Linked DNA regions of Homo sapiens: all the other regions are linked to region 2. Evidence: chromatin loops called from intact Hi-C (ENCODE). Cell type or tissue: dorsolateral prefrontal cortex. All regions are shown on one strand. Region 1 holds the start of LINC02317 (long intergenic non-protein coding RNA 2317). Region 2 holds the start of LOC105370619 (a long non-coding RNA gene). Region 3 overlaps TTC7B (tetratricopeptide repeat domain 7B).

Evidence for each region. Peaks named below come from ENCODE experiments on the same cell type or tissue, not always from the same donor. Only the 100,000 strongest peaks of a DNase experiment are listed, where the experiment ranks them.
Region 1: it touches region 2 in a loop (7-fold over the local background); 6 of 110 quality-filtered maps call a loop at or near these places.
Region 3: a loop joins it to region 2, with 1.0 times the contacts of the local background. A loop is called at or near these places in 7 of 110 quality-filtered maps.

Annotation. Positions count from the first base shown.
Region 1 is chr14:90,450,072-90,458,071 of GRCh38, forward strand. It overlaps LINC02317 (long intergenic non-protein coding RNA 2317), which reads right to left and starts at 5,046. Exons shown (of 3, transcript NR_146492.1): 1 at 5,026-5,046; 2 at 4,680-4,833; 3 at 1,992-2,242. LINC00642 (long intergenic non-protein coding RNA 642) reads left to right here and starts at 5,159. Exons shown (of 4, transcript NR_033986.1): 1 at 5,159-5,307; 2 at 6,371-6,480; 3 at 6,948-7,087. RefSeq lists enhancers at 2,476-2,525, 3,790-4,407, 4,334-4,628, 4,408-5,025. In dorsolateral prefrontal cortex, a CTCF peak has its summit at 4,368; DNase peaks (open chromatin) are centred at 3,440, 3,675, 4,450 and 6,660; H3K4me3 peaks cover 972 bases; H3K27ac peaks cover 5,130 bases.
Region 2 is chr14:90,509,495-90,517,494 of GRCh38, forward strand. It overlaps LOC105370619 (a long non-coding RNA gene), which reads right to left and starts at 7,715. Exons shown (of 2, transcript NR_135274.1): 1 at 7,491-7,715; 2 at 6,312-6,393. RefSeq lists enhancers at 120-953, 2,621-3,453, 3,672-4,184, 4,171-4,465. In dorsolateral prefrontal cortex, a CTCF peak has its summit at 4,484; DNase peaks (open chromatin) are centred at 2,504 and 4,357; H3K4me3 peaks cover 505 bases; H3K27ac peaks cover 6,476 bases.
Region 3 is chr14:90,563,823-90,571,822 of GRCh38, forward strand. All of the region lies in intron 19 of TTC7B (tetratricopeptide repeat domain 7B), which reads right to left. Among named protein-coding and RNA genes, the nearest start is that of TTC7B-AS1, 75 kb to the right of the region's middle. RefSeq lists enhancers at 5,744-6,244, 6,245-6,745, 7,525-8,000. In dorsolateral prefrontal cortex, no CTCF peak of the experiment used is centred here; DNase peaks (open chromatin) are centred at 3,579, 4,338 and 4,829; H3K4me3 peaks cover 1,120 bases; H3K27ac peaks cover 7,936 bases.

The DNA of each region.
Region 1 (8,000 bases), 59 kb before region 2:
GAAATATCCAGTCTGGAACCCCACTTTTTCCACATGCAAAGAAGATGCCCAAGGAGAAGGAATGGCAAGAGGGAGAGAATGGGAGTTGGATCGGGCGTCGGAAGACAGTCAGGATTTGGATAATTGAAGACATCTGAAAGAAGAATTTGCTCATCCAAGGTCCTGGAGCTAGGATGGGGCAGGGCTGGGACTGAGCACAGACCCAGGTATGTGTGCTTCTCCCTCCAATACTGCGTTGTGGGGAACTCTGCCCTGGCACCTCCTGCCATGGCGCTGGGCATAGGCCTGTCCACCCTCTGACACAATGCCCATGGGCACCTGCAGCCCTGGGTGAAAGCCTCCTAGGGAGGGGCAGGTGACAGAGTGGTGTCCTGAGTTGGCAGAGTGTGGTGGTCACAGCTTGGGCTCTGCAGCCAGACGACCTGGGACCAAATCCTCACTGTGGTACCCACTAGCTGCATGACCTCAGGCAAGTCACTTAACCTCTTTTATTTTTAAACATTTTATTTTGAGAGAATTTTAGATCTACAAAAGAGTTGCAGCAAGAGTTCCCATATACTGTTTGCCCAGTGTCACCTAATGTTAGCATCTGACATTACCTAGTGCATTCATCAAAACTAAGAAATTAACATTGGTACACTGCTATTAACTCCACTCCAGACTTTATCCAGATGTCTCCAGTTTTTCCACCAATGTCCTTTTTCTGTTCTGGGATCTAATCCAGGATACCAGCTTGCATTTAGATGTCACCTCTCTTCAATATCCTCATCTATAACATGGGGAGGATGGTAATGACGGCATCAATCCCATGGTCCTGCTGTGAGGAGCAAGCGACTGCTCACAGATGTACTGCATTAGCTGGTGCCTGGCACAGAAAAGTGTTCCATTAACTAGAGGCCACGATCCTTATGCTTAAGCCCTGTGATATTGTCTCATGCCCTCTGAGAGCCTATCTTGGAATGTGAGCCCAGGCCTTGCCCACTCACTCAGGGCCTAGGTTATTTTGTGCCCCTCTGGCAGGCTGGGTGGGGTGTCAGCCAACCCAGCCACTATCACTGAGGCCCACAGGGGCACTCCCTCTCACCCTACAAACTGGCCAGGGGTCTGGGGCATTGGCTAAGGACCTGCTTTGGAATTAGGCAGTCCTGGATTCAAATCCTGCCCTCCCCAATTAGTCCCTCTGTGAACTCAGGCAAATCAATGAATTTCTCTGAGCCTCCATTGCCCCTGCCTCCCAGGGTGGCTAGAAGAGAGGGTGGTTGACAGTAGATGTCAGCCTCAGGCAGGGTACACAGCAGCCTCCCTATTTTCTGTAGCCCACTGCCATGCTTCCCAGGGCGAGCTCTCCCCATGCTGTTCTGCAGCTGGGCTCGCCAGGCTTGGTGCCTGCTCGCACTTATGTGTCCACATTTGGACATATGGCCTGGCTAATGGGGAACCCAGTCTGCCCAGTCTGCAGTTCCGTCTCCTCTCGCTTCCCTCCCCACCCCTTACTTGTCCCCAGCTGATGCTTCTGCAGAAAAGCCAAGCCAGGCCATCAGGACCCTCCCTGAAGGGCGGTCTAGGGTGGCACGGCCATATGCGCCACCATCCCGGTCTCCTCCCAGAGCCTCTCCAGCACCACCCTCGATTAGGGCTTCTGGTTGGCATCGTGACTTGGAAAGGAGGGACGCAGGCTGCCGGAGACCATGCTCTGCTGCTCATCTTCTCTCTGGGCTCCTGTCCCAGCTCCAGTGTCTCCTATTTCGGCTCTGCATCCTACCTTCCCACCCCCCTGGCATGCCCCAGTCCCCTCGGACCCTGAGCCTATGAAATCCTGACTACAAAAATGGTGAGTGTGTGGTAGCAAGTGTGTGAAGATTCAAAGCCTGCCTCTGTCACTTCCCAGTGGTGTGACCTTAGGCAAATCCCTTAACCTCCCTGTGCCTCATCTGTCAAATGGCAGTAAAGATTGTACCTACCTCAAAGGGTTATTGAGAGGAGTAAATTAATTAAGGCAAGATGCTTTTATTAACTGATCGCATTAACGTACAGTGCTTAGAACGATGCTGCAGAGCTGATGTTATCATTGTCATTAGCAGGGCTGATACTCAGAGAGGTGGTGGGCAGCTGGAAGAGGAACTTCTGGTTTTGGTTTCAGATAAAACCAGAGCTCTGGGCCTGTATCCTGGCTCCTTTACTTCCTAGCTGTGTGACTTTCGGTCAGTCACTCAAACACCCTTGATTTCCCTGGTTTCCTCATCTGTAAAATGGGGAGGAAAGCAATAACCACCTTGTAAGTTGTTGGGAGGGTTTGATGAGATGATGCGTGAAAGCGCCTAGCACAGAGCCAAGAACAACCCGCAGGCCCTCAGTGGATACTTGGTAGATGGCAGGAGGATGGGTGGAAGTCCCTGCCTTTGCCTGCAGCATGGGATTTCAGACCTTGGTTCTCATCCTCAGAAGGGGCTCCCCGAAGGCCTGGGCAGGGGAGGGCCCTGGTGTCTATGGGTTCCTGTCCCAGCTGCAGAGTTCCCCAACCGGAGCCCACAGGACCAGTCACATCCTGTTTCTCTTTTAGGCACCTTCTTTTGGGACCCAGCGCCCCAGATAGTATCCTGCTATTCATTTAGCTTATGGTGGGTGTAGGGTGGAATGTTTAGGTAAAACTTCACAAAGAGCTAGACTTCAGGTGGGCCTTGAAGAACAGTAAGTATGCCAACAGGTGGAGAGAAGGGGGCGGAGATGGTGTTTGCTGTACACTGGCTGCATTTGTGGATCCAGAGAAGGGCCTCTGCACATTTGTGCCCTTTGCAGTGAGGCTCTGCTGCTCCTCTCCACCTTCTGGATCTTGGGTGGCCTCAATACTTGCTTTAGCAGGGAGAAGTGCAGCAGAAGTGATGATGTGCCAGTCCTGAGCCTAAGCCACGAGAGGCCTTGCAGGCTGCAACTGCCACCTCAGTGTACTTAAGCCTGGGCTAGCTTCTTGGAGCATGAGAGGCCACACAGAGCAGAGCCAAGCCAGCCCAGGTGTCCCAGCTGAGGACCTGGACAAGTGGGAGAGCCCAATCTACACCCCAATCTGCCAGCTCACCACAGATGCAGACACATGAGTGAGACCAGCCAAGGTCAGAACTGCCCTGCTGAAGGAAGCACATGCTCTTAAGCCACTGGATTTGGTGGTTTATTGAGTATCACTGTGACCATAGGCAACCGAGACAGTGAAGGTAGAGAGAATGGAGAGGCAAACATGCAGAGGAGGGACAGTGTGGGAGTGCCTGGTGGGGGATGAGAAGCCCAGAATTTCTGATTCATACGGGCCTGATGGCAACCCCAAGTTCCCTCAAGCCAGGAGGTCTGAAGCCTGTGTGGCCAGTGACCTGCCCGCTGCCGAATGATGGATTAAGCGCATGTCTGATGTACCGAATTGGCCACCAGACTGCTGGTTGGATGTCTGCCAGGTTCCCTCACAAGCAGGCCTGCCTGATATGTTTTCTCAGCCTGTTTTTTCCTATTTGCCAGAGCCCAGGCCTTTGAAACTGCTATCACAAGGCTGCTTCCACTTCCCCCCGTGGATCCTGGTGGAAGTTTCTTGATGTTGAGCAAGAACTCCCAGAAACTCCTGGAACCTGCTTCTCAGCCATGCGCGCCGGCGCAGCCCTGCTGTGTGGCCTTAGGCGCCCCTCTCCTGCCCCCGGGCCTCCCTCCACTGCGTGACCGGCCACATGGCCATGGCTGCTGCTCTGTGCCTGTCTCCTCATCTGTGAAATGAGGATACAGTCATGGACCTCATGGCGGGGGTGCGGGGGGAGGATGGTGGTGGACGGAGGCGGGGCAGGGCCTTGGACTACTGTGTGCAGTTTGGATTCCTCCAGGCTTAAAATCGGCTTCCATCCCCAACTCTCCAGCTCCCCGTCTCCACCCAGGCCATTTGAACGATCTTGTTGAAAAGCACAGTGGTTTCCAAAGCAAATCCAAGTCTTGTGCGGCTCTGGGCTGAGGGTCCCACGCTTTTCACCCAGACCTATAATCATCACAGATGTTTAGAGGAGGTGGTAAGTACAGAGCTGCATGCTTTATTTCTGCTGACCCAGGCCCCCACCCTCCTCCCTCCTGGGTACCAGGCTGCCTCCCAGGCTAGCGGGGCTGGTGCCTCTGTCTCCTCCTAACACTCCTGAGATTTGCATCCCCGCAGACGCCAGGCGCGGCGCTGCCCCAGGAGGTGGGGTGTTTAGAACCCGCTCCCCGGGCTCGCCCAGGAGCTTTGTGTTTAGTAAAGGCAGCAGTCAGTTCCCTGGTAGGCTCAGGGAAGGACGACAGCTCCCGGCTCAGTCCTCAGCCTCCAACCCCCACTCTTCAATCTCCTTCCCAGACCAATGACCCCCTCTGCGGGAGAACCTGCGGCGAAAGGCAGAGCCCCAGAGCAGGGTCTGGAGTGGCAGGACCGGCAGCCAATGAAGGTGAAGGCCGAGCATTACATCATCACCGTGGTCTCCCATTGGTTTACATCCTGGGCTTCCTGACTCCGCCTCCCAGCCTTAACAATGGGCCTCTCTGCTCCCCAGGCTTCTGACCCTGGTGCCAGCTTTGCCCAGAAGGCCACAGTCGGGCAGAGTCCTGGGCTAGGCGGGAGCCCGAGGTCTGGGCTGAGCCACTAACTAGGGGTGAGGCATAGTGTTGCCAGGTGTCATCTTCCTCACCTGCAAGAGGAGAGGGTTCCAGCTGTTAATCTCGGGTTCTGCCGCAGTTCACCCACCACCACACACTCGCCCATGAACGTCCTCCTCGCAGACCCCGGGGACCCTGGCCGGCCAGGGGTCTGGTCTGCCATGGGCTCCCTTTCCTCCCCAGAGCCTGGCAGGAAGTGAACATATGGAATGATGGTTAATGTTAACTGATGTTTTCTAAAGAGCACACACTGGGCTAAGCCTTATACATTATTTTATTCGTGTCCTAAATATTAGCCCCCCACGCAGCCCTAATTGTTCAGAGACAAGCACTGACTCTGAGGCTGGGCCAGGTTGAGTGATGGCCAAGGCCACGGACCTGGTGAGGGGGACAGTCAGGATTCGAACCCAGGCGGCTGGCTCCAGAGCCCTTCAAACGATGCCATGGGAATGGATGGGGGTCACTAGCCTCCCTATTGTGACTCGTTTGAGCTCTTAGCCCGGCGTGTAGTCTGGCGGGAGCCGTCCCTGGATGGGGGTCACTAGCCTCCCCATTGTGACTCGTTTGAGCTCTTAGCCAGGCGTGTAGTCTGGCGGGAGCCGTCGCGGCTGGCTCGGCAGCTCCAGGCTATTCCGAGGAACAGTCTTCAGAGAGCCTGGGGTGCTGATGGGGAAAAGCTGTTGCTGAGATTTGACAAGTTTGGTCCTGAGATGTCAGAAAGGATTTCAGCTCTTCTGCCACCCCAAGGACGGTGGCGCGTAAATCACAGTGAGCTGGCTTATGTCAGGTCAACTGTGGAATTTGATCCTAGCGCATTGCTCCCTCCTCTTCCTTGCCTGCGTCTCTCCCTCTCTCAGCTCTAGTTTGAGATCAGCACAGATTCCCTGGGTGATTTTTGAGAAAACTGCCTCCTCTTTAGGACTTGGCATCCCCTAACCTGCATCAGGAAAGGGTGGCGACAGATACTCTCACACCCAGGGAGGCTGCAAGGCCCACCCTCTACCCTCCACCTGGGTTCTCTGGCGTCGAGACTTGTGCCCTACAGTTCTGGGCCGTTGGGGTGATGTCCCAGTGGGACCAGGGTGAGGGTGCAGGTATCTGAGGGAGTAGTAGGACCAGAACCTCTAACCTTAGGGAGGCTTCCTGGGAGCCAAGCTTGGTGACTTAGAATGTGAATGTCTGACCCATATCCCACTACCTTTTGGTGGGTGCTGCAGAGGACAATGGAGAGAGAGTCAACTCTGAAGAGTGGTCTTGTGGAAGAGGCAGCTGGCTGGTTCAGTGTGGCACTGGCAGCCTCCCTAAGGTTCCCAGGTAGAAGTTTCTGACAGGTAGATTTCAGCTGTGTTTAAGGAAGAACTTTGAAGTTGTCAGAATGAGCGGTCTTGTGATAGTGAGCTCCCTGTCTCCAGAGGCATGCAAGCAGGACACTTTCACATATGCATTCAAGATGACCTATGCAAGGCGTTGTGCTAAGTGCTAGGAGTGCAGAGGAGAACGAGACCCAGTGGGGAAACAGGCACTTGCAATGCTGCTGTGAGTGTGAGCAGAGGTCAGCGTGGGCATCTGGAGCACAGGGAGGGAGTCCTGAAGGCTGGGTTGAGGATGAGGATACAGCTCATTGCTGAGCCTTATGGTGAACCAGAAGTTTACCAGGCAGACAGGAGCTGGGGAGAGGGCTGGCATTCGTCCATTCAGGTTATGTTTTCTGAATTATATATAGAAGGACATGTTGCAGAAGAAATGCAAGTACAGTGAAGAATAAGACTGGGGAACTTTTACAATTCAGAGTGGCCTTCACTGTGGGCGGTCCGAATTGATCCCTGTATACAGGTGCTTCTGGGGTGACATTTTCCCTGCTCCATGGAGCTCCGGGAGGAGTGCGGACCAACCCCTTCTTTGCAGGCCTGTCTGTGGGGTGCCACTCCTCCTCCCACCTCCCCACTGCACAGACAGCCCATCAGTGTCCCTGAGCTGCTCCAGAAGGATGCAGCTCTGAGGAGGCTCTGGGAGCGGTGTATCCTAGCAACCTCTGAGGCTGGCATCTGCAGGGCTAGGCCCAGACTCAAGGCTCTTTCTAATTTGCCAGCCTTCCCTTAATGATAAGCTTTCCCACACGGATGTGGAGTGGGGAGGAAGAGGGGAGAAGTGGGCAGGAAGTGTTGCCTCCAACCCCATCACAGAGTAGGTCAAGCCTCGCCCACAATACTGCCGGGGATGGGGAAGGAGGGAGGGCACAGTGAGTCCGTTAACTGAATATGCCACTTGTCCATCACCGTGGCCGGTTTATCACCATTTAGAGGACAATGAATCCAGGCAGTGATCCACCAATGATAACTAACATCATAAAAAGATACATGGCCGGATATGATGTTCCTTCTGACGGAAGACCACAACACCTGCTGAAAAATCAAATCTGAATCGGATCAAGCCTCTAGAGGTAACTCCCAGCTATAGGAATTAGAGAACTGGGGGGCATGTTAATATGTCAAGGTGTTTAACCCTCACCACAGGGAGGCGGCCAGATTTCCTCTCAGGAAAAAAGTTACAGGTTTCATCAACAAAGTGGAAGGAAAAGGAATAAAAGAAAAAAAAAACAAAACATAAGGAGAATTTATAGATTAACAGAAGCTTAAGAGAAATATCAGCCAATTACAACATATGGACTTTGGATTCTGATTCTTGCGAACAAACTACACTACAGTGACAATAAAAATGAGACGTATTCATGAGACAATTGGGGAAATTTGAACACTGAATGGATACTTAACATCAAGGAATTGTTTTTAATTTTTGAGCAATGTGAAAATCGTGTTTGGGATTATGCTTTAAAAGAGTCCTAATTGTTGAGGGATTCATACAGAAACATTTATCGATGAATTAATGAGGCCAGGCACAGTGGCTCATGCTTGTAATCCCAGCACTTTGGGAGGCCGAGGCAGGCAGATCACCTGAGGCCAAGAATTAAAGACCAGCTTGGTCAACACGGCAAAACCTCATCTCTACCAAAAATACAAAAATTAGCCGGGCATGGTAGCACACTCCTGTAGTCCCAGCTACTCGGGAGGCCGAGGCATGAGAATTGCTTGAACCCGGATGAAGCCTGTTCCCAGCTACTCGGGAGGCTGAGGCATGAGAACTGCTTGAATCCAGATGGAGGAAGTTGCAGTGAGTGGAGATCGCGCCACTGCACTCCAGCCTGGGCGACAGAGCAAGACTGTCTCAAATAATAATAATAATAATAAAGATGTCTGGGATGTGCTTTAAAATAATTCATTGCAGAGAGAAGAAGGAAGTAAAAGTTTGGATGAAACAAGGTTTGCCCTGAGCTGATTGATCACTGTGGTAGCTGG
Region 2 (8,000 bases):
CAAGATGACTGACAGCAGCCACTCCACTCAGCTCTCCCCTGAATCCCACCCCCACGCCCATTCAGGATGTGGTGCAGCTGGTCCCAGCATCATGATGCCCCAAGAGCCTGGCACTGGTATTTTCCTGAAAGTCTGGGCCAATTGATGTTACCGTCCATGACCACCCGGAGGCTTCTGCTTCCTTCCAATGCCCTCTGGCCACAGGTTGGGGCAAGCTCCTCCACTCACATTCTGTTTTTTTTTTGGTGTGATATCGGCTCACGGCAACCTCTGCCTCCTGGGTTCAAGCTATTCTCCTGCCTCAGTCTCCCGAGTAGCTGGGATTATAGGTGCCCACCACCACGCCTGGCTAATTTTTGTTTTAGAGACGGGGTTTCCATGTTGCCCAGGCTGGCCTTGAACTCCTGACGTCAGGTGATCCACCTGCCTCAACCTCCCAAAGTGCTGGGATTACAGGAGTGAGCCACTGTGCCCGGCCAGCACCCACATCCTTCAGGAGCCATGACAGAGGTGCAGAGAGGCAGGGCGGGGCTGGGGCTCAAAGCCCAGGCTCCAGGGCCAACCCAGGTTTGCACCCCAGCTTTGTGACCAAGGCCATATCTCTTCACCTCCCTGAGCCTCAGTTTCCTACTCTGAAAGGGGGATAATAGCACCCCTCCTGGGGCTGTTGTGAGGATCGAGGAGGTAACATGTAGAAGGTGCTTTGCCTGGTGCTTGGCACATAGTAGCAGACAACAAACAGTGACTGTCATTATTGCATGTGACACAGTCAGACAGCCAGGCAAGGCACGAGTGGCCCTGTGTTCCCATCTCTGGTGGCTCACCCAGCTCTACCGCCCCCTCCACCCCGCCTCACCTTTGGTGGCGCACAGCCCAGTTGTTCTCGTTAGACGATGCTGCTCTGCTCCCAATGTGTCACTCACGTGAGCCAGCACACACCTCATCCCTGCCCCCATCACTGTTTTGCTGGAAGAAACCCAGGAGCCAGGGCCTCAGAGCCAGCTCCCCCTGTGCCCGCCTTCTTGGTCATGCAAATCAGAGTGAGCTCTTCCCCTCTGCCTGGGCAGACTCCCGCTGACTCCCCCTTCATTCCTGTCCACTTCTCCCCAAACAAAACAGAAAGGAGGGCCCAGGAAAAGAAGGGGTATCAAAATCTGGCTTTTGAATCAGGCTCAGAATGAATCAAGGTTTGGCCCCTGGAAGCAACATGAACCCCCAGAGGCTTGCGAGGTGCTGCTCTGCCCCTTACTAGCTTTGTGGCCTTGGGCAAGTCCCTTTACCTCTTTGAGCTCCAGCTTTGTCACCTCTGACACAGGGACAGTAGTATAAGCCCTGGGGCACTGTACACTCCTGCCTGGCTCTGAGCTGAGCCATGTTGCCTCTCTGAGGCCACTTTGATTTGGTCTGTCCTGTTCCTGGGTCCATAATTCCTGCCGCCTGCCCTCCCACACAGAAGTCCGACAGGGTTACAGGCGTGAGCCCCTGCTCCCGGCTAGCACTTTGGGAGGCTGAGGCTGGTGGATCACCTGAGGTCAGGAGTTCAAGACCAGCCTAGTCAACACAGTGAAACACCGTCTCTATTAACAATATAAAAATTAGCTGGGCGTAGGGGCGCACACCTGTAATCCCAGCTACTTAGGAGGCTGAGGCAGGAGAATTGCTTGAACCTGGGAGGCGGAGGTTGCAGTGAGTCAAGATCGCACCACTGCACTCCAACCTGGGTGACAGAGCAAGACTCTGTCTCAAAAAAAAAAAAAATAAATAAAGGAAGAAAGAAGAGAGAGAGAGAGAGAGAAAAGAAAAGAAAAGAGAAAAAGAAATCCAGGGTGACGCATGTTCGGATCAGTGTGCCCTTCACCCTTTTGGCACCTTGATGGCCGGACCTTCCACTGTGTCCCCTGCAAGCACCTGTGCCCAGCACAGAGCCATACACAGAGAACCCCACCTGGGTCAGATTAGCAGAGGCTGATCAATTTTTGACGTCACACCTGCAGCAGGGCTGAGTGCCCAGGAGAAAAGGGTCTTAACAGCACCTTGAAGTGAGTTGCCAGGCTGGGCAGAGATCAGGGAAGGCCAAGGAGGAAGGCTGTGAGCCACCTGGCCTTCAGAGAACTCCCAGACAGTGGCCCAGGGACCAGTCCAGCCCAGATCACCTTAGGCAGTGACCCCTCTCCCAGAATCCAGGCACCCTAGAGGCACCTTAGCAGAAGAACTCTCTGAGGTCTGCAGGCTTGAGCTGTTTTGCTTTCTCCAAGACAGTTTCGTCCTGTAATGGTCGCCATTCTCATTGTCATCATCCCGTTACAGTATATTTGTTTTATTTGAGAAACGTATGTAATGATTATTTCTGGCACTATGCTAAGTGCTTAAAAAGTATGAATTCACTAACTGCCGCAACCCCATAAGGTGGGTACTATTTATGAACCCTGAGGCCCAGAGAGGTCGAGTAACGTGCTTGATGTCATGTGGCCGATGGATGGCCACGTGGGGCTCTCGGCTTCCTTCTGAGAGGCAGCTGCCAGGGATGGGACACACAGTTGCTCCAGGCCCATCTCCAGACACAGCACTGTCCCCTATGTTGTCCCCATGCTTCCTGGGGCCTTGTGAGCTTCAGATTATTCATCTGTAAATGAGGACAATAAGGCCAGCTCTGGGGGCCCAGGGCTGGGCCTGGGGGAGGGCTCAGCCCCACAGGGCCCTGCCCCCTCCTTGCTGTTCACCATCTGTCTGAGGCTCACTCAGAAGCTCCCACTGACACGATTTGATTCTGCCAGAGCAATGTGCTGAGGGGTAGATGCAGGGCCCGGTGGGAGCCCCAGACTGCAGGGTGAGCTTCCTCTGGGGGCAAACCCAGCCACGCCAACCCAGGTGAGGCAGCCTGTGTGCTCTTGCGTGCCCCTGACCTTCCCCTGCCAGGCTGGCAGCCAGAGCTGACTCTTTTAAAGAACACTGGGCCAGGATCACAGCCACCCCAGGCCGAACCCTGAGCTGTGGGTTGTTTGCCAGGACGAGGTGGCCCTGGGGCAAGGAGGCCTCCCCAGGATGGGCTGCCCCCACCGTGGAGGAAATCCACACAGCAGCTCGGTTCCCCCAAAGGATTCCCTGCCTGCAGTCCAGGCCACACCAAAGTACACAGAGCCCTTGTGTGCGGCAGGAGGAGAGGGTGGGACTCCAGCAGGAGAAGCTTCCCGCCTTTTGGAAGCCCCCAGGCACCTGCCCAGGGGTCATAGGGATTCTTGGAGATCACTTTCCAGTCCAGAAATGCCTCCACCCCAGCCCTTCCAAGCCCTCAGTGTGGGGAGAGGCAGAGCCCCAGCACAGCTCACCCCTCCCTTGGAGGAAGGGAGTCAGAGGGGGTGAGCACTGGCTAAAGGTCACGCAGGAGACCTGGCTGCCGGCTGCCTTGGGCTGGGCCTGTCACAGGAGCCTTCTTGCACACTAAGGGCCTCAAACATAAGCCTTTGACATTCTCTCCAAAGGAGGTTACAGACTCAGGCACAACCACGATGTCTGCAGGGCCAGAGGAAGTTTGTTTCACAGCCACCAGGGAGGGTCCCATCACTGGACGCACCTCCTATGGCTCCTAAACCTGGATGTGTCGGAAATAAATCCTGTATCTACTTGGTAGCTACCACTAGGCTATTGCCCCAGTGGGGGCTGAAAGTGGTAATTTGTTCACCATAAGCATTACAAACAATATTATGATTCTTATAACGTGATCTCCATGTGTCGGTAAGACATTAAGACCCTTAAAAAATGACCATGACTCAAGTTGTTCTCTGCCTCCAAGGGCCTGGTTCCAGAAAATTCTGGGTGGAGGTGAGCTGGGCAGCCTCCCTCTAACCTCCCCGGGGAATGGCCTGGGGACTTAGCCAAACGCTGACAACCAGTGTGTGAGGGACAGGTGGACGCTTCCCAAATCAGCTCTGTGCAGAGGACAGACCGCAGCTGTCAGGCCTATGTTGGCCTGACCCTCCCCTGTGACCTTGGGCCAGGGACCCCCTCCAGTGTCAGCGTCCCCATCAGAGCCTCAAGAGCTGAGCCAAGTGACCCTTCTGATGCTCCCTAGCCCTGCCACTCAGCTCCAGCTCAGCCCCAGGGAAGCCCCTCCACTGTGGGGACTCACCTGGAGCTACCTGGGGCATGAGCAGCTGAGGAAGGAAAGAAAATGCTCTTTAAGTTGTCATAACAGAGCGGGGCCTCCAGCACCTCCTGTTTACTGAAGGTGAGTAAATACAGCCGGGCCCTTAGCAACAGGCACAAAGGGGCCCTTGTGCCGCCCGCTGCTCGCTGCTCGCTGCTCCCTTGGCTCCCTCCCTGAGCTCAGCCCCAGCTGGGAGCTCTCTGAGAGGCAGGCTGGCCTGGCCCACAGCCCTGGCCTGACTGGGTGGGGAACGGGGCGGGTGCAAGGACTGCTGTGTGCCAGTCTCCAGGCGTGTCAGGGAGCCAGGCCTTTAGAGGGCCCTGTCCTCTGCAGGCAGAAAATTCCACCCCATTCTTCTGACCAGCAAACTGGGGTTCTGAGAGGCCCCTGATTTGAGTTTGTCACTCAGAGATGGAGCGGGTGAGCCTTAGACCAAGAAGCCCTGAGTTGGACGTCAGTCTCGGCCATGGGCGCTTTGGCGTGTTCTGTGTTACGAGTCCCAGTCTCTTCATTTCTAACAAGGGGCTCATGCATCACGCCTGGCTCACCTGGCTGCGTGCGCATCAAATCAGATGAGTGTGTGAGGACGTTCATTCTAAACTTTACAAGCTCTGAGCAAACAGAGGGAGTTATTATTGGGCCAAGCGGGCAGACCAGACATTAGAGTTGATGATAAATCGGTCGGGCCCCTGTCAAGCGCTAGGAGCTTCCAGAGCCCCCTTTTGAATGATGAGGTGTCACGCCTCCTGGAACCCCAGGTACTGGCAGCCGACTCCATGCCAGGCTGGGGAAATGGGGTGAGGATGGTGCAATCCCTGCCTAGAGGGCCTCCCTCTCTAAAACAAAGGGCTAGTTCCACGGTGTATGAAGCACTATAATTCATCAATAAACTGTGAAGGCCTCAGTTGAAAAATGAGAAAAAGACATGGCTAAGAAGTAACTCATGAAAGAATTAAGACTGGACACAGTGGCTCATGCCTGTAATTCCAGCTATTTGGGAGGCCGAGGTGGGAGGATCACGTGAGATCAGGAGTTCAAGACCAGCCTGGGCAACACAGTGAGACCACATCTCTACAAAAAAAAAATTTTTTAATAAAAACGGAAATAAGTGAGTTGGGCATGGCAGTGTGTGCCTGCAGTCTTGGCTACTCAGGCTGCTGAGGCAGGAGGACCACTTGAGCCCAGGAGTTCGAGGTTGCAGGTGCCACTGCACTCTAGCCTGGGTGACAGAGGGAGACTCCATCTCTTAAAAAAGAAAATGAATGCTTATCAACACTTAGAAAAAAACAAAAAATAGAAATCAACCTGATGAGTAACAAAAATGAAAATAAAAGCAACATTCAGATTTTCTGCACCCCCCCATTAGATTATTAAAAAGATTAGAAACATTTCCCCCAGCATGGGCAAGTTGGTTATGAAGGCTCTGCCCCTTACTAACTTTTTTTTTTTTTTTTTTGAGATGGAGTCTGGCTCTATCACCCAGGCCCGAGTGCAGTGGCGCGATCTCAGCTCACTGCAAGCTCTGCCTCCCGGGTTCACGCCATTCTCCTGCCTCAGCCTCCCGAGTAGCTGGGACTACAGGCGCCCGCCACCACGCCCGGCTAATTTTTTGTATTTTTAGTAGAGACAGGATTTCACCGTGTTACCCAGGATGGTCTCGATCTCCTGATCTTGTGATCTGCCCACCTTGGCCTCCCAAAGTGCTGGGATTACAGGCATGAGCCACCACGCCCAGCCACCCCTTACTAACTTTTGACCTCTAGCATAAACTCCATGCCTCACTTTACCTGTCTGTAAAATGGGCACTAACAGTACCCGCCTTGCAGGTTTGTTGGGAGGAGTAAATGAGTTACTGTGTATAAAGTGCTTCGAGGGATGCCAGGCGTGTAACTGGTATTTCATGCACTGTAGTTATTATTTTTATGATCACCATTGGTTCAAAGTATACATTGGACAATCTTGTCTTGTTTGTTAAAATAAAAAGTTGGAAATCATCTAAAGTCCTTTAACTGGGAACTAAAGAATTCGATTAGAATCTGTGGATCCCATGGAATACGTTCCCACAACTGGGTCAGCGAGCGCACGGGTGTTTGTATTGACACGGAAGGTTCTCCATGTCACATTGATGGATGAACAAGCAGCCACGCCAAAGAGATCCGGCTTCTGTGGAGTTGGAAACATGGATTTATTGGTGTGTATTTGCGCTGAGACACGGGCAGGGATGTTCTCCAGCTGTTAGCGGCGGCTTTCTAGGAATGAAGCATTTTAAGGCTTTTGTTTTCTTCTCTACACTTTTCTGGTTTTTAAAAAGTACAAGAAGTTTTTTTTTTTTGGTTAAAAAAAAAGTTTCCTAAAGCCATTTTCTTTTGTTTGAATTTCAAATGCAGTAAGTGCTGAACGGAAGCGCTGAGGCAGAAGTGACCAAAGAGGGAACAGTGAAATTTGGGCTTGTCAGTGGGGACGAGGTGGGGGAGGCAGAGTCAGTGTTGATGGGGTGGGAGGTGGGCTATGTGGCAGGAGGGCAGGGACTTTGAAGAGTCCAGGGCTTTGAGAGGGACAAGGGGGGCAGTTAGAAAAGCAAGTTGGCTGGGCGTGGTGGCTCACGCCTGTAATCCCAGCACTTTGGGAGGCTGAGGTGGGCAGATCACAAGGTCAGGAGTTCGAGACCAGCCTGGCCAATATAGTGAAACCCTATCTCTACCAAAAATACAAAAATTAGCTGGGTGTGGTGGCACATGCCTGTAATCCTAGCTACTCAGGAGGCTGAGGAAGGAGAATTGCTTGAACTCAGGAGGCGGAGGTTGCAGTGAGCCAAGATTGCGCCACTGCACTCCAGCCTGGGCGACAAAGGAAGACTCCGTCTCAAAGAAGAAAATTGAAAAGCAAGTTGAAGCAAAGTCACATCATTGGAAGGGCAGATGGAGGTTTTATCTGGAAGGTGCAGGGGAGTTCAAAAAAGTAAGATAAGATGTGGACTCTGATCTGGCCTCTGCCCTATTTTGGTTGTTCTCATTTGGGCCTCAGTGCTCTGGGCAGGAAAGTCTTGGAGCAGGGACACAGGCGGGAGCCTCCTGTCCATTTTCTGAGAGAGATAGGCCAGAGAAGGCAGCTGGATGCTTGAGTATGAAGAAAGCCCCCTGTTTAGGGCTTGTATCTCTCCAAGTCCAGCAGGGCCTCGGCCACCCTGAGAAGAGAGCCAGTCCCCATGTGTGTGCTGGGACTTGAAGAGCCTAAGAAAAGGGCTGGACCCTCCCAGGGCCAGCAGGCTCTCACTACCCCAGAGCCAAAGACCACAAGCCACTCTCCAGGGCCACGGGATGGCAGCCTGATGAGTCAGCGCAGTTACCTGATCAGGCAGCGTCGCGCCATGAGAGGTGATCTCATGCGCCAGTCTCCAGCCGCTCCTCGCTATTCCCCAGGCTCTGGGACGGTGGAGTTAGCTGACCAGGCAGAAGTTGGCTCCCTGGCAGCACGCTGGTGGTCCCAAGACGCCCTGTTAATATTTGGAGGCTGGATAGGTCCACGTGGTGGGGAGCTGTCCTGTGTATGGTGGGATTTTTAGCAGTGCCCCGGCTTCTACCCACTAGATGCCAGCAGTATCCCTTGGCAATTGTGACATTGCCAAATGGTCCCTGGGAGACACAATTACCCCCATTTGAGAACTTCAGCTCCATGGTGACCTGCATGGCCATCAGCCCCTCTCCAGGGCTGAACACTCCTCAGGGACAGGGTCTCCATGTCCCCAGCACCCCACACAGGCTCAGCATACGCAGGTGTGAACACCTGGGCTCTGGCCCTCCCTCACCAGAACCCCCTCCCTTCTTGCAAGGAGTGCAGCTGCAGCCAGAGAGGACAC
Region 3 (8,000 bases), 54 kb after region 2:
ACTTTGTTGCCTCATCCACAAGAAGCAATGCCTTATCCATTCAAGTTTTATGAGACTGCAGTAATTCAGTCACATCTCCGGGCTCCATTCTTGCTCTCTTGCTATTCCCACCACGTCTGCTGTTGTTTCCTCCAACAAAGTCTTGACCCCCTCAAAGTCATCCATGAGGGTCAGAATCAATTTCTTCCAACCTCCTGTTAATGTTGATATTTAGACCTCCTCCCATGAATCATGGATGATCTTAATGGCATCTAGAATGCTGTATCCTTTCTAGAAGGTTTTCAGTTTACTTTGCCCAGATCCATCAGAGGAATCACTATCTATGTCTAAATCGCTCCTTGATCCATGGGCTGTAAAGTGGATGCTGTGTTAGCAGGCATGAAGATAACAGTCATCTCCTTGTACAACTCCAGCAGAGCTCTTGGGTAACCAAGTACATTGTCACTGAACAATAATATTTTGAGAGGAATCTTTTTCTCTGAATAAGTGTCAACAGTGGGCATAAAATAGTCATTGAACCATGCTTTAAACAGGTGTGCCATCATCCAGGCTTTCTTGTTCCATTTACAGAGCACAGGCAGAGTCAATTTCGCATAATTCTTAAGGGCCCTAGGATTTTCAAAACGGTGAATGAACACTGGCTTCAACTCAAAGTCACCAATTGCATCAGCCCCTAACAAAAGAACCAGCATATCCATTGAAGCTTTGTAGCCAGGCACTGACTTCTCCTTTGTAGCTATGAAAGTCCTAGATGGCATCTTTTTCCAATAGGAGGCTGTTTCATCTACATTAAAAAACTGCTGGGCTGGGCACAGTGGTTCAGGCCTGTAATTTCAACACTTTTGAGAGGCAGAGTTGGGAGGATTGCTTGAAGCCAGGAATTTGAGACCAGCATGGGAAACATAGTGAGATCCCTATCTGCACAAAAAACTTAAAAAATTAGCGGGTTGTGGTGATACGTGCCTATAGCCCTAGCTACTTGGGAGGCTGAGGCAGGAGAATCACTTGAGCCCGGGAGTTCAAGGCTGCAGTGAGCTATGACTGCGCTGCTGCACTCCAGCTTGGGAGGCAGAGTGAGACCTCAAAAAATAAATAAATAAAAATAAAAATCTGTTGTTGACTATAGCCACCTTCTTAGCTGGATCTTCTGGATAACTTGCTGCAGCTTCTCTGTCTGCACTTGTTGCTTCACTTTGCACTTTTATGTTATGAGACAGCTTCTTAAACCTCATGAACTAACGTCTGCTAGCTTCCAACTTTTCTTCTGCAGATTCCTCACCTCTCTCAGCCTTCAGAGAACTGAAGAGAGCTGGGAACTTGCTCTGGATTAGGCTTTGGCTTAAGGGAATATTGTGGCTGGTCTGATCTTCTATCCAGACCACTCAAACTTTCTCCCTATCAGCAATAAGGCTGTTTCGCTTTCTTATCATTGGAGTATTCACTGGAATAGCACTTTTAATTTCCTTGAACAACTTTTCCTTTGTATTCGCAACTTGGCTAACTGGTGCAAGAGGCCTCACTTCTGGCCTGTCTCAGCTTTTGACATGCCTTCCTCACTAAGCTTAATCCTTTCTAGCTTTTTTTTTTTTTTTTTTTTTGAGACGGAGTCTTGCTCTGTTGCCAGGCTAGAGTGCTGTGGCGTGATCTCGGCTCACTGCAACCTCCAACTCCCTGGTTCAAGGGATTCTCCTGCCTCTGCCTCCCGAGTAGCTGGGATTACAGGCATGCGCCACCATGCCCGGCTAATTTTTGTATTTTTAGTAGAGATGGGGTTTCACTGTGTTGGCCAGGATGGTCTCGATCTCCTGACCCCGTGATCTGCCCGCCTCGGCCTCCCAATGTGCTGGGATTACAGGCATGAGCCACCGCGCCTGGCCAATCCTTTCTAGCTTTTGATTTAAAGTAAGAAACATGCCACTCTTCCTTTCACTTGAACACTCACAGGCCATTGTAAGGTTATTAATGATCCTCATTTCAATATTACTGTGTCTCAGGGAATAGGGAGGTCCAAGGAGAGGGAAAAAGATGGCGGAACAGCTGGTCAGTGTAGCAGTCAGGACCACATTTATTAAGTTTGCTGTCTTATATGGGTGTGGTTCATGGTGCCCCCAAACAATTACAATAGTAATATCAAAGATCACAACAGATGTAATAATAATAAAAGAATTTTAAAATATTGTGAGAATTTCCAAAGTGTGACACAGAGAAACACAGTGAGCATGTGCTGTTGGAAAAATGGCACTGATAGACCAGGCACGGTGGCTCATGCCTGTAATCCCAGCACTTTGGGAGGCTGAGGTGAGCAGATCACCTGAGCTCAGGAGTTTGAGACCAGCCTGGCCAATATGTGGAATCCCTGTCTCTACTAAAAATACAAAAACTAGCTGGGCATGGTGGCAGGTGCCCAGCTACTTGGGAGGCTGAGGCAGGAGAATCGCTTGAACCTGGGAGGCGGAGGTTGCAGTGAGCCAAGATCGCACCACTGTACTCCAGCATGGGGAACAAAAGTGAAACTCTATCTCCAAAAAAAAAAAAAGAAGGCACTGATAGATTTGCTCAATGCAAGGTTGCCACAAATCTTCAATTAGTAAAAAATGAGTATCTGCAAAGTGCAATAAGACAAAGGGCAATAAGACAAGGTGTGTCTGTGCCTGTACCCTCCTCCTTCACAAGCCCTTGGGGTGACTGACTAGTTGATGTTCTGAAAGACTCAAAAAAAGAAAAAAAAGAATGAAAACACTAACACCTGGAAAGGTATTTTAAGAGACAGTTGTTATATAAATACCACACAGATGAGAAAACGGAGGAAGCCAACTGGAGGAGGGAAGGGAGAGATCACGTGTCGTTCATCAGTGAACGTGGTGGGCAGTAAAGCAGGCAAGGCCCATGGGGTGGGGAATTTCCTACTGGGGCAAAGTGGTCTAGAGCCCTGGAACCCTGGCAGAGGCTCCCCTTTAGCTAAGGAGTTCTCTAAGGGCTTTTCCAAAGCTCTCAGTGACTTGGAGTGTTCTGGACATTGAGGCCCTCAGACCTTGGTTGGTTTGTTCCATTCTCTCCTTTCCCCAGGTGATTGCTGAGGCCTCCGGGAGCCAGGTAACAGGGAAGGCCACCTCCTGACCCCAGACTGGGCTTGCACCAAACGCTCTGGGTGGAGCCTCACACAATTGCACTCTCATTCCTTGGTCAGCTGCACTCATCAATTTGAAAGGGGAAGGCGGGGGCGGGGAGGGGTGGTCTCCAGGGCCAGGGCCCAGAGCAGGCATCCGTGGATCTGTGCAGGGGAGAGAGGCCTGCCTTGGCTCCAGGTCAGCACCCCGCAAGAGCCTGAGGGTTTTAGACTTGGTGATTCTTGGTAGATCTGTCTTCCTTCCTCCTAAGCAACCCCACCTTGGCAACATGAGTGCCAAAGGCTAACCTGGAAACTTCTCTGTATCCAAATGAGCTCGTCTATCGACGCTGAGGCTGGCAACTCAGGCACGTCCTGGGCTCAGGGCAGCTGTGAGTGCAGGCATGCCACACAGCAGGGAGAGACACATCTAGGCGGGTAAGGGGCAAGAAGAGACACAAAGACTTCTTTCTAGTGGAGAGCGAAAGAGAAAGGCGCCAAGCTCAGTGGATGCTGCATGACCACGAGACCTAGAGCTGGGGCTGTCTGAGCCTCGGAGAACAATGAGAAACTCCCCCCGTCCATCAGAGTGGAGACAAAGTTCTCTAGGGCAGCGTTAGCCCTGGAGGAGTTCAGAGAGCTGATCTCTTTTACCTCCATCCCCACCCCCATCTCAAGAAGGCAGGTGCTAGTCTCCCATTTTACAGATAGGAAGAGTGGACATGAAACCTTCAAAAGCGATGGAGTCAGGATTCCTGGTGGGTTGGCCACTCACTGCTCTGGACCCTTGGTGAGTCCCTTCCCCTGTCTGGCCTCCGCTTCCCCATCTGTAAAAGGGGGTGATTAGATTAGCGCATTTCAATGGGATTCTCAGTCTGCAGTGCCTCTAACTCTCTGGTGAGTGTCAGGTCCAAAGGTTTCCATCTGCAACCGGTCCGTTTTAGGGACTCAGCCTCGATGCTGGGAGAGACTTCTTACAGGATATTCTCCCTAGACCTTTGGGCTCAGTGATTTAAACTCGGTCTGAAGGTCCAGATCACACGTGGGGTTGACACGGCCCAAAGAGAGCCCCCGAGCCCTCAATGGGGAGTCTCTGGGACCAGCACCAAATGGTGGGAAAGCAATTCAGGCCCAAGATGACTTGGAAGCAGCAGGCCCAGTTGGCACAGAATGCCACATTCTGAGTGACAGCCATCCCCTCTGGCTGAGTTCAGAGGCAGGCGGTGTGGGGGATGGGGGTGGCTGAGGAATGAAAGGCAGCAGCAGGGCTAAAATCCAGGGAGGTGGGAAGTAAGGAGCGGGAATCGGGACCAGAATCTGAGAACACAGAACAACCCACAGAAGTGAAAACGAAAGGCCTGATTCAAGCTAGGGAGCAAAGCAGGAAGGAGGTGGAACCTCAATGTCAAATCACACTGAAATAACGGGGCAGAATTTCCAAGAATAAATGGTTCGGCTAGAGTATGTCAGATTTTAAATGATTTTAGATCATAATTACTAATGACAGACTGAACTGTACTGCCCGTAATTAGTCATCTAAGACTCCAAGACAGAAAACAGAAATAAACACAGCATTCATTTTTTCCTTAAGCTGAAGCAAAGGAATGCCTAGTGACAAAAGGCACCGCATGCTTGCATTTCAGAGCCTGCCCTGGGCCCATGAAGCTTCTGGGTCTGTGGCTTTAGTCCTCGGTGAGGACAGGGTGGCCTGGTGCCATGCCTCCCTGGCCAGCACTGAGAAAAATGCTGCAGTGGTAGGAGAAATCCAAGCACCAAGCAGAAAATGTCTGCAGAGACTATCCCTGTGCCAAATGATGTTGTTTTGAGCAGGAGGGTTGCTGGGGAGAGGTGGGCAAGTAACCAAACAGGAGTCATGTGGATGGACGGCAGAGGTTCTTATTCCCAGGGACATTCCTTTTACTCCAAGGAGGACACAGATGCTCAAGAAGGAGAAAATATTATAAGCTAAAAAAGTGCAGTTTCAAAAGGATGTGAGGAAATAGCTTACATCATAAGAAAACTTCCAGTTACCTGATTCTCACCTCACACCTGTTCCACCAGTACCTCCCCCCACTCAATCCTCTCCACTGGGTTTGCCCCTCTGATGGGATTTGACAGGCCCATCTTTAATTGGTTATTGCCATCGCTATCACCTGCAGCCTCAAAGACAAGGTGGCAGGCACTGCAAACCCAGTGAGACCCGCATGGTCTCCATATCTCCTCCCCAGAGGAGCCCGCCCTCCTTAAGGCAGTGGTGAAAGCCATGAAAAGGCCTCGGTGCTGTGGAAAGCAGGGGAGGCTGCTTTCATCTAGGTTTGGGGTAAGGGTGGAGGCAACAGAAGAAACTCCCTCTCCCCGGACCAGGATGGGAGGAAGATCCTGCCTTGTACCGACACTGTGATCACAATCTACAGAGGGAACCGCCATATGCAGGGCTGAGGCTGTGTCCCAAGTCACCATCCAGGGATGAGAGTGTGTCCCAACAGACGACTGGGGAGTGACTAATAGAAACTCCACTAGCTGAGAATTCATCTGACCTGAGGGAGGAGGGGCCTGATGTCTAGCCTAGAGGGCAAGCTCCTCTGTGGAGGAGGGCAAGAGAGCACAGGGGGTCTGGCCCAGGAAAAGTGCAAATCCTTATAAATCATCATTTTGGTTTCTGGTTGGGAACTCAGTCTGTCAAGAGTGTGATTAGTGTGAGTCTGTTTCTCAGAGGGGGATCTTGTCTGAGTGAACTGAGAGAACAGAAGGACCAGGCCTTGGAGTCCTGTGAAGCCAACAGACACCTGAGCCTAGACATGCCTGCACCTGGACACGCCTGCGCCTGGACATGCCTACACAGGGACATAACAGCCCTCAGGCAGGTGCCTGCCCCCTGAGCCTCTCTCAGCTGTGATTGCCCATGTGGACAGAGAGCAAGCAGCCAGGGACACACATGTGGCCAGGGGAGACTCTGCAGGCTCCAGCAGGGCACTGTTCCACAGTAGTCTCTGTCGAAGGATAGTGACGCCCATGCCTTCCAAATGGGATACAGAGTCTGACAAGGAAGAGTATGCCTGGGGTCAACAGGGCTGAGTGTATGAACTTGGGGGTGGTGGTGACTCCCTCCACCAAGGGCCCTCAAGCACAGGCTCTCCTCCAGCCTTTTCCCATGTTCAGGCCCGGAGTCAACACTGCAGATCAGCCTGGGGACCCGGCTGTACCCAGCACACTGAGTGAGAGCCCCACTTACAGCCTAGCAGGGCCTCCCTGAGGTCTGGCTTGTAATACACTGACATCCCACTGTGCTGGAGTGTTCCATTAATCAGCCTGACCAAGCCTCGTGATCTCATGTCAAATCACATGGCTGCATCATCCAATCCTGCCTCGAAGTCATTTCCCGCACTCATTTGGTCAGCAAAGGCTGTGCCAAGGCCAAGCCAGCAAACACTCAAAGCCTCTGCACCAAGGCAGGAGCCCTGGCTGGAGAGAAACAGCTGGTTCTGATGACCTCTGCTCAAAATCCAACACTTTCTATCTCCGCCTAGGAACAAATCACCCCAGGGGCCTCCACCAATGCACTCTCCCACCCTTTTCCACCTCAAAACCAGGGCCCTGGCTCTGCAGAAACAGGCAGCAAGTCACACTCAAAAGCGAAGCATCGTGCTCGCGGCCGACCACGCACCGAGATATATTCTCATTTCGGCTCCTCCAACCAGTGAAAGTCAGTCACGCTGGTGCAGAAAGGGAAGCTCCATGGGGCCAGGAGATGACTCACTCACTGTCAAACAGACGCAAAGGATCTCCCAGCCCAGGCGCGACCTGGATTACAGAGAATGACAGCGACACTCAGAGCTGATATTTGCGGAGTGTGAGGCACCCTGCTAACTCATTTAACCCGCACAGCAACACCACCGGGCACTGTTATTACTCCCATTTCACTGTCGAGAAAAATGGAAGCACAGAGAGATGAAGGGACTTATCTCGGGGTACGCAGTTAGTAAGCGACACAGCTGGGACTGGAACCCAGGCAGCTGGCGCCAGCACCGTGCTCCCGATCTTTCCACCGCCTGTCACTGAAGCTCTGGGTTCCTAAGGGACCACACCAACATACGATTTCACGACTTTCTTGTTCTGCTTCTGCTCCTAACTTACAGGTGACCTGGGGCAGGTGACCAACAGCAGGGTCCCCATCAGTAAACAAGAAAGTCCCCTCTCACTGTGTACTAGGAGAGCACACGCAGCAGACACGACATATGAGGCTTCAAAGTTCTTTGTAGAGAAAGGTAATCCTTAAGCCAAGTATCAATAATTGTTGAAAGGGCTTCACACAGCTATCGAAGAAGCTAAAACTATCAAGCAGCTATCGAAGAGTGTGTGTCACCAGACAGAAGACAGAGCAAAGATCGAAGATGAAGTGTCCAGTAGGAGGCATCCAGTAGGAGGCACTACTTTGTCCTCGGCACTGTGAGTTGGAACTGCAGTTATAGCGAGGAAAGGCAAGAGAGAAATGAGGGCCTGTGCACTTTTCAGGGTCCTCTCAACAAGCACATGGACGCATTGGAAGGCTGGGCACTAAATACTTCATAAGCCTTGCTCTAGAGGAAAAAAAAGTTATTCTCCTCAATTTGGAAAACATTTTTTAATTATGAAAGAAAGCAAAATACAATTAACAGATGAAAAGGCCTTCTCACTGGACTATCATGAAGTTTTGTTTCCTGCCAGTCATTCTTTCTATGTATGGAAAGAAAACTGATACTTCGGATGAAAGAGATCCACGTCTAAAGATGGCCATTTGAAAGCGGGAAGGGTATTTCAAGTCTATTTCATCAGCTTAATTGGGCCTGGGCCTTATCCAGAGGAACAGAAGGGTTCAAAAGATGTCTTCTGAAGACGTTTCTCCAAGGGAAAACTG